2 separate regions of the Homo sapiens genome follow, and region 1 is linked to region 2. Evidence: chromatin loops called from intact Hi-C (ENCODE). Cell type or tissue: PC-9. All regions are shown on one strand. Each heading gives the region's core, and the rest is flanking DNA. Links, peaks and the distances in the headings are about the cores only.

The links. Hi-C counts contacts between places; a loop is a spot of excess contacts. Peaks named below come from ENCODE experiments on the same cell type or tissue, not always from the same donor. Only the 100,000 strongest peaks of a DNase experiment are listed, where the experiment ranks them.
Region 1: it touches region 2 in a loop (5-fold over the local background); 2 of 110 quality-filtered maps call a loop at or near these places.

The regions. Positions count from the first base shown.
Region 1 is chr1:231,773,840-231,780,869 of GRCh38, reverse strand. The region is part of intron 6 of DISC1 (DISC1 scaffold protein); the gene reads right to left. The region is part of intron 10 of TSNAX-DISC1 (TSNAX-DISC1 readthrough (NMD candidate)); the gene reads right to left. Among named protein-coding and RNA genes, the nearest start is that of DISC2, 41 kb to the left of the region's middle. In PC-9, for the core only: no CTCF peak of the experiment used is centred there; a DNase peak (open chromatin) is centred at 2,649; H3K27ac peaks cover 1,998 bases.
Region 2 is chr1:231,824,463-231,831,492 of GRCh38, reverse strand. All of the region lies in intron 9 of DISC1 (DISC1 scaffold protein), which reads right to left. The region is part of intron 12 of TSNAX-DISC1 (TSNAX-DISC1 readthrough (NMD candidate)); the gene reads right to left. The region is part of intron 1 of LOC105373170 (a long non-coding RNA gene); the gene reads left to right. Among named protein-coding and RNA genes, the nearest start is that of DISC2, 9.5 kb to the right of the region's middle. RefSeq lists an enhancer at 1-134. In PC-9, for the core only: no CTCF peak of the experiment used is centred there; DNase peaks (open chromatin) are centred at 3,122 and 3,982; H3K4me3 peaks cover 576 bases; H3K27ac peaks cover 1,937 bases.

The DNA.
Region 1 (7,030 bases), core at 1,495-3,994, 50 kb after region 2:
TCCATGTCCCTACAAAGGACATGAACTCATCATTTTTTATGGCTGCATAGTATTCCATGGTGTATATGTGCCACATTTTCTTAATCCAGTCTATCATTGATGGACATCTGGGTTGGTTCCAAGTCTTTGCTATTGTGAATAATGCCGCAATAAACATACGTGTGCATGTGTCTTTATAGCAGCATGATTTATAGTCCTTTGGGTATATACCCAGTAATGGGATGGCTGGGTCAAATGGTATTTCCAGTTCTAGATCCCTGAGGAATCGCCACACTGACTTCCACAATGGTTGAACTAGTTTACAGTCCCACCAACAGTGTAAAAGTGTTCCTATTTCTCCACATCCTCTCCAGCACCTGTTGTTTCCTGACTTTTTAATGATTGCCATTCTAACTGGTGTGAGATGGTATCTCATTGTGGTTTTGATTTGCATTTCTCTGATGGCCAGTGATGGTGAGCATTTTTTCATGTGTTAATAAAGTCTTTTTTTACATCTGCAAGTAAAACAGAATTCCTCCCTTGAGTTTCTCAAATATAGCCTGTTAACTTAAAAATCACACAATTTATCAATTTAGAAAGGAGAGCTTTATTTCTTTTTTTTTTCATTCTTTCCTTTTCTTTTTTTTTTTTTTATTATACTTTAAGTTTTAGGGTACATGTGCACATTGTGCAGGTTAGTTACATATTTATACATGTGCCATGCTGGTGCACTGCACCCACTAACTCGTCATCTAGCATTAGGTATATCTCCCAATGCTATCCCTCGCCCCTCCCCCCAGCCCACAACAGTCCCCAGAGTGTGATATTCCCCTTCCTGTGTCCATGTGACCTCATTGTTCACTTCCCACCTATGAGTGAGAATATGGAGAGCTTTATTTCTTAAAAGGGGGTTACAGCCTGCAAGGTTGCCATTCTAACAGGCTGGGAAGCATAGCCTCCGGCAGAAGCCATTAGCAGGCACTTTAAGGGAGGGACAGGTAAGACAGGAATTTACACAGAATAGGTTGACCAAGGCCGGCAGGGTGGCTCACGCTTGTAATCCCAGCACTTTGGGAGACCGAGGCAGGTGGATCACGAGGTCAGGAGATTGAGACCATCCTGGCTAACACGGTGAAACCCCATCTCTACTAAAAATACAAAAAATTAGCCGGGCGTGGTGGCCGGTGCCTGTAGTCCCAGCTACTCCGGCGGCTGAGGCAGGAGAATGGCGTGAACCCGGGAAGTGGAGCTTGCAGTGAGCTGAGATGCACCACCGCACTGCAGCCTGGGCGACAGAGCGAGACTCCATCTTAAAAAAAAAAAAAAAAAAAAAAAAAAAAACAAGAATAGGTTGACCAAGTATACATATTCCACAGGTTATAGCAGGAGCTATGAATATTCATGAAGGTGGTCCTAATGCATGCATACTGAATAAGCATACATGTTATATACAACTTATGTTCACCTTAGGGTGGAGACTTAACATTTACATGTATTACAATTAGGCCCTCTATGTAAAAGGTCTTTTCAGAACACAAAGGCACTCAAGTGTCTCTAAATAGGCCAGAAGCAGTCCACAGTTGGTCTTTGTATCAGAAGAAAGTTACTGAAATCAGTCTCTTTTCTAATGAAAGCTGCAGTTACAGCTGGTGGAACAGAGAGTCAGTCAGTCAGCATCTGGCGGTGCAAGGACTGCCATGGTTTTAAGATAGCTCATCTCTAGGACAGTGCTCGTTTAGCCGCTAGAGAAAAAGAAAACCCAGGTGGCAGTCAGAAGGTAGTTTACTCTTTAGGTGCAGGGGTGTGAGACTTATCCCTGCCTGGCATGGCCTTAGGTCTTGTTTATAATTTGGTATCTTATTGCCACCGAGAGTCTGTTCCATCAGTTCTTATGATCTCGTTTTAGCATTGATGCTGCTCTGTTGTTATGTCTAAGCTACAAAAGGGAGGGATTATAACAAGGCAAATCCGACCTCCCGGCCCACTGGGGCTGGGAACTCAGTTTGTATGGAGTCTCTGGGGTCTCCTTGGCCAAGAGGGAATCCGTTCAGTGGTTGGGGGCTTAAGATTTTATTTTTAATTTACAACGCAATGAAAACTGGAAATGGGGGTCCTGTTTTATTGGGAACCTACATTTCCTGGTGAGCAGCATCTGTACCCAGCCAGATAAGGGGGATTTTCAAATCTCTTCCTTCTTTTCCAATCCTCTTCCTCCTTTACCAGATTATAGTCTGGTAAACTTTTCCACGTTGCCTGTAATGACGACTTTCCAGAAGAAAACGGGAGGATATACAATGGTGAGGCGAGGTCTAAGCTCTGAGCTGCAGCAGCAGTGCTTGGAAAGCAGGCTTTGCTCAGGTCCATGCTCTAGGGACCAGCCCTAAGGAAAGTGCCAGCTGGAGCACCGTGGCCTGTGGATGGTCACAGCCTGCCCAGGGAACTTTAAGGAGGAACTTAACATAGAGCTCCTAGGAATAGAATTATGAGGGGTTTTTAGGCAGCTTATTTTAACTTATTTCATAAAATACTAAAGTGCAAAGTATTGTAGAACCAGAAAAGACCTTCCACGCCACCCAGTTCAAACCCTCTTTTCACAGACAAGTAATACCAGTTCCTCTAGCCCTGGGGCGGGGCCTTGCTTTCCAGTTTCTCTTCCTCTCACATTTCTTTCTTTGGAACGTCTGACAGACCTCTCTGACTTGAGACAGTTGCCTGTTTGGTCTTCCCAGGCTGTCTATTTTTAGATACACCTTGGCTCCAATCCAATCAGGCAACACTAGGCACACAGAGACAACCATCCCTGGCCTGGAGGGACATCCATTCTCTTTTCCTTGGGCCCACAGACCCACGGCTCTGCTGGGCTGGACTTCTTTCCATTGCTGGACTAAGCACTCTGTCCAAGGCCTGGTCTCTCCCAGGCCATCAGTGTGAACCATCTCTGGATTCCCTCTGCATTAAAAATTCGCCAAAGACGTGAGGGCACTGCTTTTACGGCTGTGTGAACTTGGACCCTCAGCAGCCTCATCTGCAAAATGGGCATAAAAACAATATATTGCCCAACAAACCTTATAGGGTTATTGTAAGCAAGTATGACAGTTTGTAAATAACAGAGATATTAAAATTAGTGTATGAGTATCAACACCAGTCTAACTAAGAAGGACAGACAGGATAAATTTGAGTGGAGAGGGCACACCTGCAGGGAGGTCCTGAATGCTGCAGATGTCGCCTATGCAGGGAAGCCTCACTCCGGGCACCCATCTGGCCAGCATTGCTCACACACTTCTGTCTCACTGCATTTGCTGTCTTGGCAAATATTTTTCTGCCTCATGAATTCCTGAGAAAAGCAAGATGTCTACTTTACTTAAAAAGGGGAGTAGGGGGAAAAGAAAACCCTGTAATCCCAGTGACCCAGGAGGCTGAGGTGGAAAGATCACTTGAGGACAGGAGTTCAAGTCTAACCTGGCAACATAGCAAGACCCCCATCTCTATAAAAAATTAAAAAATTAGCCTGGCATGGTGACATGCACCTATAATCCTAGCACTTGGAAGGCTGAGGCAGGAGGATCACTTGAGCTCAGGAGTAAAATGCTGCAATGAGCCATGATCATACCACTGTACTCCAGCCTGTGGGACAGAGGGAAACCCCATCTCTAAAAAAGAGAGAAAAGTCCTTACCAAAAAAAAGAGGGGGAAAATCAGAATTTCCTAGAAAAATGCAAAGCTCTCCTCTTTCTCCAGATGATGTCTAATGCTCTCAGTCCCATAAAGCCATTGTCTTGGCAAACCAGTCAGGTAGAAGGCAAAGACAGAGGAGAGAGAAAGACAAAGCCCAGAAGTGGAGATTAAAGAACAACAATCTTCACGAATGGAAAAGCAGCTTGGAGACTGCTGATATGCTGCAGGGATATTCTCTGCAGTCTGTGCGTGACTCCAGTTTGGTGGCTGCCTCGCACTACCCCCGGGGCAAGAGCATTAATGGGACCCCTCCCACACAGCTGCTTCCACGCAACCCTCTTTGAGAATCTCTACCAGGATCCTAGATTCAGGATCAGTTTTCCAATTCAGGCCTTGCTGTTTCACTGTCTCCTCACTCTAATAAGATATGTTTCTGAGGGAAAAGAGGAACTATTGATTTTTTTTTCCCATTCAGTTGTGAGCTGGTGAATTACATTATTTCAAATCTCACTTGCAAGGAGGACTGACATCAGCAGGGACTGCATGTTGTGGACTGAGCACAGGTGTGATGAGGATGCCTGCAGCACCCTGCATAATCAGTGCCCCCCGCCAGGGAGCCCTGGGCAGTTTAGCTAGTGGCTGGGGGCATGGATACTGCAGAAGGCCTGGCTCCTCTCCACCCGCGAGCCTCCCCAGCCCAGCCCTGCCGCGAGGCTCCCAGACTCTCCAACCAAGGCCCAGCCAGCCCTCCTGTAACCAGGGGTTGAGTTTGTTTCACACTTTGTGCCAATGGTTTGCAAAAGATGTGACATGTTTCTTCCAAATGCACAACAAGCGACAATTCATCCATGAGCTGCCAGAACACATTTCACATGAAGCATGAAAAATCCGAGGAGCTGAGGAATGAAGAACTCAACCCCAGATGAATACAAGCCAGTCAAGCATTTCTAAAGAATGTTAGAAAGCATCCTAGGCAGCCCTCCACGTCATCACTGTGATTATTACTATAATTATTCCTCCCTCACTTTGCCGTTAGCCATATGCATGCTACATGAGGTCACAGGCTGCCCTCCCCTGGTTTTCCAGACACATAAAACCAACAAGAAGCCAGGGGAGGCTGAGCTAATGGTGCTAGACAGAGAGGAGCTGCAAATCACCATTCTCCTCAATTTACGCCAAATAAATAGATGGAACCTCATGCCCACATGGAGGGATGTGATCCACAGAAAATCTTGGACACTGTCACCTCCTCCCTGTGTCCCCCATCTTTTCCCTCTCCTCCCTCCCCCACCCCCACATCACAATCCCATTACAGAGAATGGGAATGCAGTCAGCAGGGGGTAGAACAAGAACCATGGGTTTCGTGTGGGAGAAGAACCAAGCTCACTGGGTAAAAGTGGTTCTTCTAAGACCCTCACATCAAAGGAAGACTTGCAGGAGAAAACAAGGCACTTGTTTTAAAGCAGGGGGGTTGAAATCCCAGGGATGAGAGAAATTCAAATGAACATATCTTTTAAGTGGTTCCTGTCCTTTCATGCACCCCTGCTCTGTCAGCTTCCATACTGTGGAGCTCCTCATTCTCCAGTGCTTAAAAAGGGTTCTCCTTTTGTTCACTGGAAGAAAACCATTTTTGTTGGCTCTACTCAAAAAGTGTCTATGATGTCTCTGGGATGGTAACACTTCATCTCCTCCTGCTAAGTTATTTGATCCAGAACACAGACATTGGAAAATTCAAATGGCTTCTTTGATTTCTGTTATCACACCCAAACCGAAAATCACTGGGTGTCCTTGACCCCAGCACATGCCCTCTACTTCCAGCCCATCTCTGACATTGGCCAGGGGGTTCCCAACAAGCCACAGTCAGAAACGATGGCCTCCATGTAAGCACGTAAGTCTCCACCAGTGATACATCCAGAAATGTCACATGCTATTAGGAAGTTTCTTTTCAAGTTGTTGGGTCGTTGTCCACGAAACAAAGCATATTGCAATTGCATGTTAGAAAGTTGAGTAAATTACAAACAGACAGCACCCTGAGTTTGTATCTGGCCTCTATGAAAATCCTTATAGATGATGATAACAGTCGTGATGTTGAGTGATCTGTTTCTCTAGGTTTTGTAACAATACTAGTCTCTGCAACTTCTCTTTATAAGACTTCAAGGTTTTCCTGTTTCACAATTTGTCTGGCTCTCTCCATCTGGCCTAAGAAGAGCCTATTCTCATGAACAATGAAGGCAGCTATTGATGTATGTAAGATGGGTTCATTTGGCTAAATATACCTACTGGATATTATCCCTAAGTCAGCATTTTCTAAAAGACAACCAATACTTCATAGCAAAAATTAGGTTAACAGGATCATGTCCAATTAGTTAAAAATACTAGACCAAGCAATCTCTCTGACCTGTTGAGCCAGCTGGTTCTACACTGGTTTCTTTCAAATGCTTCACTTCTGCAGATCCATGCTGCAGCCCATCAGCTTGGAAAAGACATATCTTCCTTCTCAAATGGAAAGCCCAAATATTGATGACGGGTTTCTCTAGTTGATGGTTACGGCAGGGAGCAGTCTGATGCCTCACCTCCCTACGGTGGAAGAAAGGAAGCTGACCAATCAAAGTGTGCACCTACACAGCCCACACTGCCCTCCAGATGCGGCGATACCTCCCTGCACCTCAAAGTAAATTAGACTGATGCCAAGGATCACCTCTTGAGAATCACCCAGATAATGAGGATGTCTCAGGGTGGCCACACTCCAGCCACACAAAACTCCAGCCAGTGCTGATGGCCTCTGCTCACCATGAGTGTTCCATGCTGCAGGCACCTGTATAACTTCCTTATCGCAGGAGAAAAAGGTCATGTTATTAACTAGTCATTAGATTGTCCAGGTTTTTTGTACCTTTTAACTGCTCTGGTTTATTCCTACCCTCCCATGAAACTCTTCGTCCTTACATTCCTTTTTTTTTTCTTTGAGTCAGGGTCTTGCTCTGTTGCCCTGGCTGGACTGCAGTGGCACAATCATAGTTCACTGTAATCTCGAACTCCAGGGCTTGAGCAACCTTCCTGCCTCAGCCTCCCGAGTAGCTAGGACTACAAGTACACTCAATCATGCCTGGCTAATTTTTTTTATTTTTATTTTTTTATTTTTGTAGAGATTAGGTGTCAAATTCCTGGACTCAAGCATTCTTCCCGCCTTGGCCTCCCAAAGTGCTGGGATTATAGGTGTGAGCCACTGTTCCCAGCCTCATCCTTACATTCCCAAGATCTCCTCCTACATGAAGCCTTCATGGTTTCTGAAAGTCCTTGAGATACCCAGGTTTTCCTATAGTCACCTCAGCACAAAAACGTGGCAGCCTGTTCTTGACCTGACCTCTGTAATCTCAGT
Region 2 (7,030 bases), core at 1,723-4,222:
ATCAGTCATTCCCACCTACTCCCCTGCTGAAACTTCCACCTATCAGTCTCTTCCCACACAAGGCAAATGGTTCTTAGACCAAGGAAAATATCTCCTTGCAGCCTCACAGTCCCATTCTATTCTGTTGTCATTTCATAACCTCTTCCACATAGGTTACAAGCTGCTACCCTGTCTCTTAGAATCTCTCATTTCCTTTCCATCCTGGAAATCTATCCTCCAGGAAATCACTTCTCAGTGTTCCATCTGCTATTCTACTACCCCTTGGGGATTGTTCAGGCCTCCTCCCTTCCCTACACATCAAGCCCGGGGATTTGCCCCTGCCCAGGACTGGCAAATTGACTTTACTCACATGCCCCAAGTCAGAAAATTAAAATACCTCTTAGCCTGGGTAGCCATTTCACTGGATGGGTAGAGGCCTTTCCTACAGGGTCCGAGAAGGCCACTGCAGTCATTTCTTCCCTTCTGTCAGACATAATTCCTCAGTTTAGCCTTCCCACCTCAATACAGTCTGATAACAGACGAGCCTTTATTAGTCAAATCAGCCAAGCAGTTTTTCAGGCTCTTAGTATTCAGTGAAACCTTTATATCCCTTACGGTCCTCCGTCTTCAGGAAAGGTAGAACAGACTAATGGTCTTTTAAAAACACACCTCACCAAGCTCAGCCACCAACTTAAAAAGGACTGGACAATACTTTTACCACTTTCCCTTCTCAGAATTCAGGCCTGTCCTCGGAATGCTACAGGGTACAGCCCATTTGAGCTCCTGTATGGACGCTCCTTTTTATTAGGCCCCAGTCTCATTCCAGACACCAGACCAACTTGGACTGTGCCCCAAAAAACTTGTCATCCCTACTATCTTCTGTCTAGTTATACTCCTATTCACCATTCTCAACTACTCATACATGCCCTGCTCTTGTTTACGCTGCCGGTTTACACTGTTTTTCCAAGCCATCACAGCTGATATCTCCTGGTGCTATCCCCAAACTGCCGCTCTTAACTTTTGAAGTAAATAAATAATCTTTGCTGGCAGGACTATGCTGAATCTCCTTAGGCACTCTCTAATTAGATGTCCTAGGTCCTCCCAATTCTTAGACCTTTAATACCTGTTTTTCTCCTTCTCTTATTCCATTTAGTTTTTCAATTCATACAAAACCATATCCAGGCCATCACCAATAATTCTAAATGACAAATGTTTCTTCTAACAACCGCACAATATCACCCTTTACCACAAAATCTTCCTTCAGCTTAATATCTCCCACTCTAGGTTCCCATGCCGCCCTAATCCCGCTCGAAGCAGCCCTGAGAAACATCGCCCATTATCTCTCCATACCACCTCCAAAACTTTTCACCATCCCAACACTTTACCACCATTTCATTTTATTTTTCTTATTAATATAAGAAGACAGGAATGTCAGGCCTCTGAGCCCAAGCTAAACTATCATATCCCCTGTGACCTGCACGTACACATCCAGATGGCCAGTTCCTGCCTTAACTGATGACATTCCACCACAAAAGAAGTGAAAATGGCCTGTTCCTGCCTTAACAGATGACATTATCTGGTGAAATTCCTTCTCCTGGCTCATCCTGGCTCAAAAGCTCCCCCACTGAGCACCTTGTGACCCCCCCACTCCTGCCCGCCAGAGAACAACCCCCCTTTGACTGTAATTTTCCTTTACCTACCCAAATCTTATAAAACAGCCCCACCCCTATCTCCCTTCGCTGACTCTCTTTTCAGACTCAGCCTGCCTGCACCCAGGTGAAATAAACAGCCTCGTTGCTCACACAAAGCCTGTTTGGTGTCTCTTCACACGGACGTGAGTGAAACACACAATGAAAAAAAGTAGGCCGGGCATGGTGGCTCACTCTGTAATCCCAACACTTTTGGAAGCCACGGCAGGTGGATCACTTGAGCCCAGGAGTTCGAGACCACTCTAGGCAACATGGCATAATCCCGTCTCTACCAAGCCAGGCCATGGTGGCACATGCCTGTACTTCCAGCTACTCGGAAGACTGAGATGGGAGGATTGCTTGAGCCCAGGAGGTGGAGGTTGCAGTGAGCCGAGATAATGCCACTGCACTCCAGCCTAGGTGACAGAGTGAGACCCTGTCTCAAAAAAAACTTATAAAGGCACAAAAAAACAAGTTGAATGTATTAGTCAAAGATATGCAAAAACAAGGCATGAATTAAATACCACTCTGTTATTATACTAATAATCTTTTAAAAAATAATGCTTATTATTAGAAAGGATGGATTGGTAGTATCAATTAAATTGCTATAACCTGCAAATCAATCTGCAGTATGTATGAAGCCATAAAAATGACTGCATTCTTTGGGTCATTAATCCCAATCTTGGCACTTTATCTTCAGAAAAAATTCATGAAATAATCATTAAACACCTCAGAATAAGGAGGTAGTTAAGTAAGTCACAGTATATTGATCCTTGGACTGTTATGTACATAAAAAATAATAAATTGGAATATTATAATGCAACCAGGGACACAGAAGTGTATAATGAAGAGTATGGCTCTGAAGTGAGACAGATGAGTCTCATTCCAGTTCTTTACTTCCCATATACAGAAACTTGAGCCACTCTGTTAATTCACTGAGCCTCAGTTTCACACATTGGTAGATTGGGAATGATAAATTTGTCTCAAACTACAGTTACGAGGATTAACTGGTGCCATGCTCTCACTATTGTCCTATAAGGTTAAGGACAGACAGAGGATGTAAAATTGCATCCTCTTTCTCAGTACAAGTGTGTAAAAAGCTTTCCTGTACTGCAAGCACAGAAGATAATGCAAAAAAATGCAACCAGGGGCTCTGTTATAGAAGTTGCATGATAAACATTTTTCATTCATTTCAAAAATTTTATTTTATGCTAAAGGTATTTTTTGAAATAAATTAAAATTTTATCCTAGAGTAACTCCAGACATTTCATCAGCTTTGACTTCAGAGAATTTCTCTATAATCTTTAGGGGAGAATCACTTCACTTCCAAAGGCTGACAGATTTGCAGGATTCCAGACCACGGGGGAATGTCCGTGTTTGGTGACCTTCTCAGGGCAGACATGAAGTTGGCATCCAGCCACTACTGTTACTCAGTCTCTGAAAACAGTGGAGTTGGGTGAAGGGTATACAAACACTTGCCAAATTCCAATGTATATGTCTCACCCAACAAGATTGGTACATACGAAGCAAAGTAGAATGCTGGATCCAATTCAGAGTTAAAAAGAAGCCCAAGATTTCAGTCACCCTGTCCAAACCAGACAGACCATGCAATCGTAATATAATTGTATTTGGTTCTTTCTTGGGGAAGGAAAATATCAGATTTGGGGAGACTGGAAATGTAAAGCAGTCATAGTAAACATAGGAAAAGAGAGATATTCATAATGGGTTAATACACCAAAAATTAAACATCATTTTGGCAAATAAAATTTGGTTATAATTAAACCAAAAAGCAAAGTGTGTCATCAGTTGTTAATGAGTTATTAAGACTCCAGAAAGCATAATGTCAAAAGAAAAATAAAACGACATTCTATGACTATGCAGGCTTGTGGAATATGAGCATACCTGCCTCATAAATTTTTGATGATGCCAAGTCAGTAAATCCTTAAGCAATTCTTGATGGTTTCTGTACCGGCCATAAATATTAAATTGCAGTGCATTCACTCAGGGTTGTCCACCCCTACAGTGATCCAGCCCTCCCCAGTTACAGAAAAGCCTCAATGGAAAGTGGATTAGACACAGTGGCCATCCCCAAGTCCAAAACATAACAGGACTAAGGGCCCAGGGCAGCAAACACTAGCTCCTCAAAGCAGTCAGGGCAGGAAAACATTCATCAGCATGCTCTCTCTCTTTTATAAGAGCTCAGAGAATCTGAAAAATCAAATTAGCAACAAGTGATGATCTCTCCAGTAAATACCATCTCTCTTGGGTTGTTAACATATGGCAGCTTCAAAGAAAAAGTACACAGCTAAAATGGCAGGAATGTGTACAGGAAGCCATAACTCATGATAATGCCAAGAAGGAAAACAAAATATTTCTTACCAAATTAATCACTGAAAAAACTGTGACCATATAATGAGTCATATTTAGCCAAGTAAAATTAAATTCTGCAAAACCTCACAAAATCAAATTTGGTTTATAAAGAATCAACCTTCATTCCTGAAAATCCTAAATTATATAATAGTTTAAATTTTTTTTATTTATGCTGGGCGCAGTGGCTCATGCCTGTAATCCCAGCCCTTTAGGGGGCCGAGGCAGGTGGATCATGAGGTCAGGAGTTCAAGACCAGCCTGGCCAGGATGGTGAAACCCCGTCTCTACTAAAAATACAAAAATTAGCCAGGCATGGTGGCGGGCGCCTGTAATCCCAGCTATTCGGGAGGCTGAGGCAAAGAATTGCCTGAACCCGGGAGGTGGAGGTTGCAGTGAGCCAAGATCGTGCCACTGCACTCCAGCCTTGGCAATAGACTGAGACTCTGTCTCAAAAAAAAAAAGTTGTTTTATTTAACTAAAGTTCAAAACTCACTCAAAAGAAGCCTAGAAAGATTGACATCACATGTTGCAAATTGAATTCCTTGTAATCAAAAGGATGACAAATTAGTAAATTCTTAAAAGCAAACAGGGCTTCTAACTACTTCTTTACCAGGAACTGAGTAATGTATCAATCTAATAACCAATGCATTTACTTATAGGAATACAAAGGAAAAGATTGCCATTTCAGCATTTTAGAACAGGAAGCAGAACTAGCAACAGTTATTTGAAAATATACAAAAAACTGGTTTGAAGTCAATGAATATGTATCCAATTAAATTGCTATAGTTCAACTTCTCTCTGATTTATGGTAGTATGCCAAGTTTCTCCTAGTCACCCTTCGAAAATAAAGAATTGAGGTTTTAATACAAAAGATATGAGTTTCATAGGGTGATAACCTATAGAACCTCCTACTACTGAGTTAAATTATCCATCTGCTATAGCAACATGGCAGATAGTGGATCATCATCTCAGGCACAAAATATAGGGAGGGTGCTTGAAAACTTCAAAAATGAAAAAAAAATACCCGTCTTTTCAGGATGTTCAACATCATCAATAGATGACTTTTTGTAGACTTTTGTTTTGTAATTATGAATCTATGAGTGTGGTATTTAGGTAGGGTGATGAGGTTGCGGGATGGATAGAGAGACTGACGTTAGGAATCAAATTCATAAAGAACATAAAGCAACGTCAAAGGTAAAATGGCAGGTAAGAGGGATTCAGATGGTGGCCTTGCCCCCTGAAGGCTCTGTGACAGGATCCTTCCTAAACCTCAGCTTCTTCATCGGTAAAACAGAGATTCCAGTGGAGCCAGTACCACAGTGGTCCAGAGGATGAGATGACTAAAGTATGTCAAGTCTTAGCACAGTGCTTAGTTCTCAAGTGCTTGAGAAACAAAAAGAAAGAGATAAGTCTTTGTTACTAAAAAGAGGGTGACTTCGTACAAGGGATCATTCCTTTTCTTCAAAGAAAACATTAAATCCACAATAGCTGTAGCTCATCTGTGCATACAGAAATCTGTGCCCAAGAAATACATACTGAATATACACAGTAAAGAGCAATGGAGGAAGAAATCTGCAAAGAACTTATATTTAAACCTCTAAGGATCTATATGAAAGATAATGTGAATAATAGAATTTGGTTTTATTAATTCCAGGCAAGTTCTAATGATCATGACAACATATTTTCAAATCATAGGAATGATACTAAAACATAAAGCATTAGGCTGAAGTTATGCAGTTAACTGAGGGTGGTACCACTCCTACCTGGGGGCATTGAAAAATGGGGGTGGGAAGAAGAGTTGGATGCAGGCAATGACCAGGGATGTGAAATGTTCTGCAATACATGATAGGGTCCCCATGCAAAAAATAATCCCCTCACCCAAAACATGGCAAACAGGCTCTTCTTTAAGATCATGAAGTTCCACTTACCATCACTCTTAGCTTAATCTTCAGGACATTATATGAGCGTGTGTGAGTACATGTGTCTACCAACATTATCAAAGCCCAGAGTCCATATGAAATGTACAAAGAGACTCTAATACGCACTGATTAGTAAGAATAATCTACAAAGCAGAAAATCTGGCAGATATTTAAGAGACACATGTACCCACCCTATTACATAGAGTCAAGTTTCTGCTCTAAATGAATTAGCATGTTAAAAAAAACTGCCTGTTGCAATTTGGTATGAAATATAATTGAAAACATCATTGTATTTCCACCCAGGGGGTAAGTGACTTACGTATTTTAAGGGAGTATAGAAACAAGTAGAGAGACAAGTGAAAAAAGATGTAACAATAGTAGGGACTTTTAAAAATATATATGGATAAAAGTGGGAAAAGGAGATCAAAAGTAGCTGAGAGCAAGAAAATAAATGAACAAAGTATAAATTGAATTGTGGAAATTCACATACAAGGGGCTAGAGTTAAAAGGGACCTCAGTAGCCACAGGGACTATCTAATTCATCTCTGGACCATGAGGGCCTGCCACAGCGCCTAGCATATCGTAAGTACTCAATAAATGCTTGTGGAAAGGATGGATGGATGGGTGGATGGATGGATGGATGGATGGATGGATGGATGGATAGAAATGCAACTTCAAGATCTGGTTCTACAGTATTACATATGAAGCAACTGAGACTCAGATAAAATTCAGTGAGTTGCTGAAGACTATTCACTCATTGAGCCTCACATTCTGATGCTATATATATCAGGTGCTATGCAGATGATTAGGGAAGGGCAGGACTGAGATTAAACTGACACCCCCTACATCCTAATCCAGGCTTTTTCCACTGTATGGCGATGCCTCCCAAAAGAATTATCACAGCGACTTAATAAAGGAGGGAGAAAGTTAGCTGCAAATTTCAAGCTTAGAAATTCACAGGCAAAAATGGCTGAAGGGAAATAATCACACTAATAGTGATGCAAGGATGTAACTGGAAAGGAAAAAATGGAGAGAAATTAAAAACACAAACAGATTTAGTCAGGGTCCTGATAAA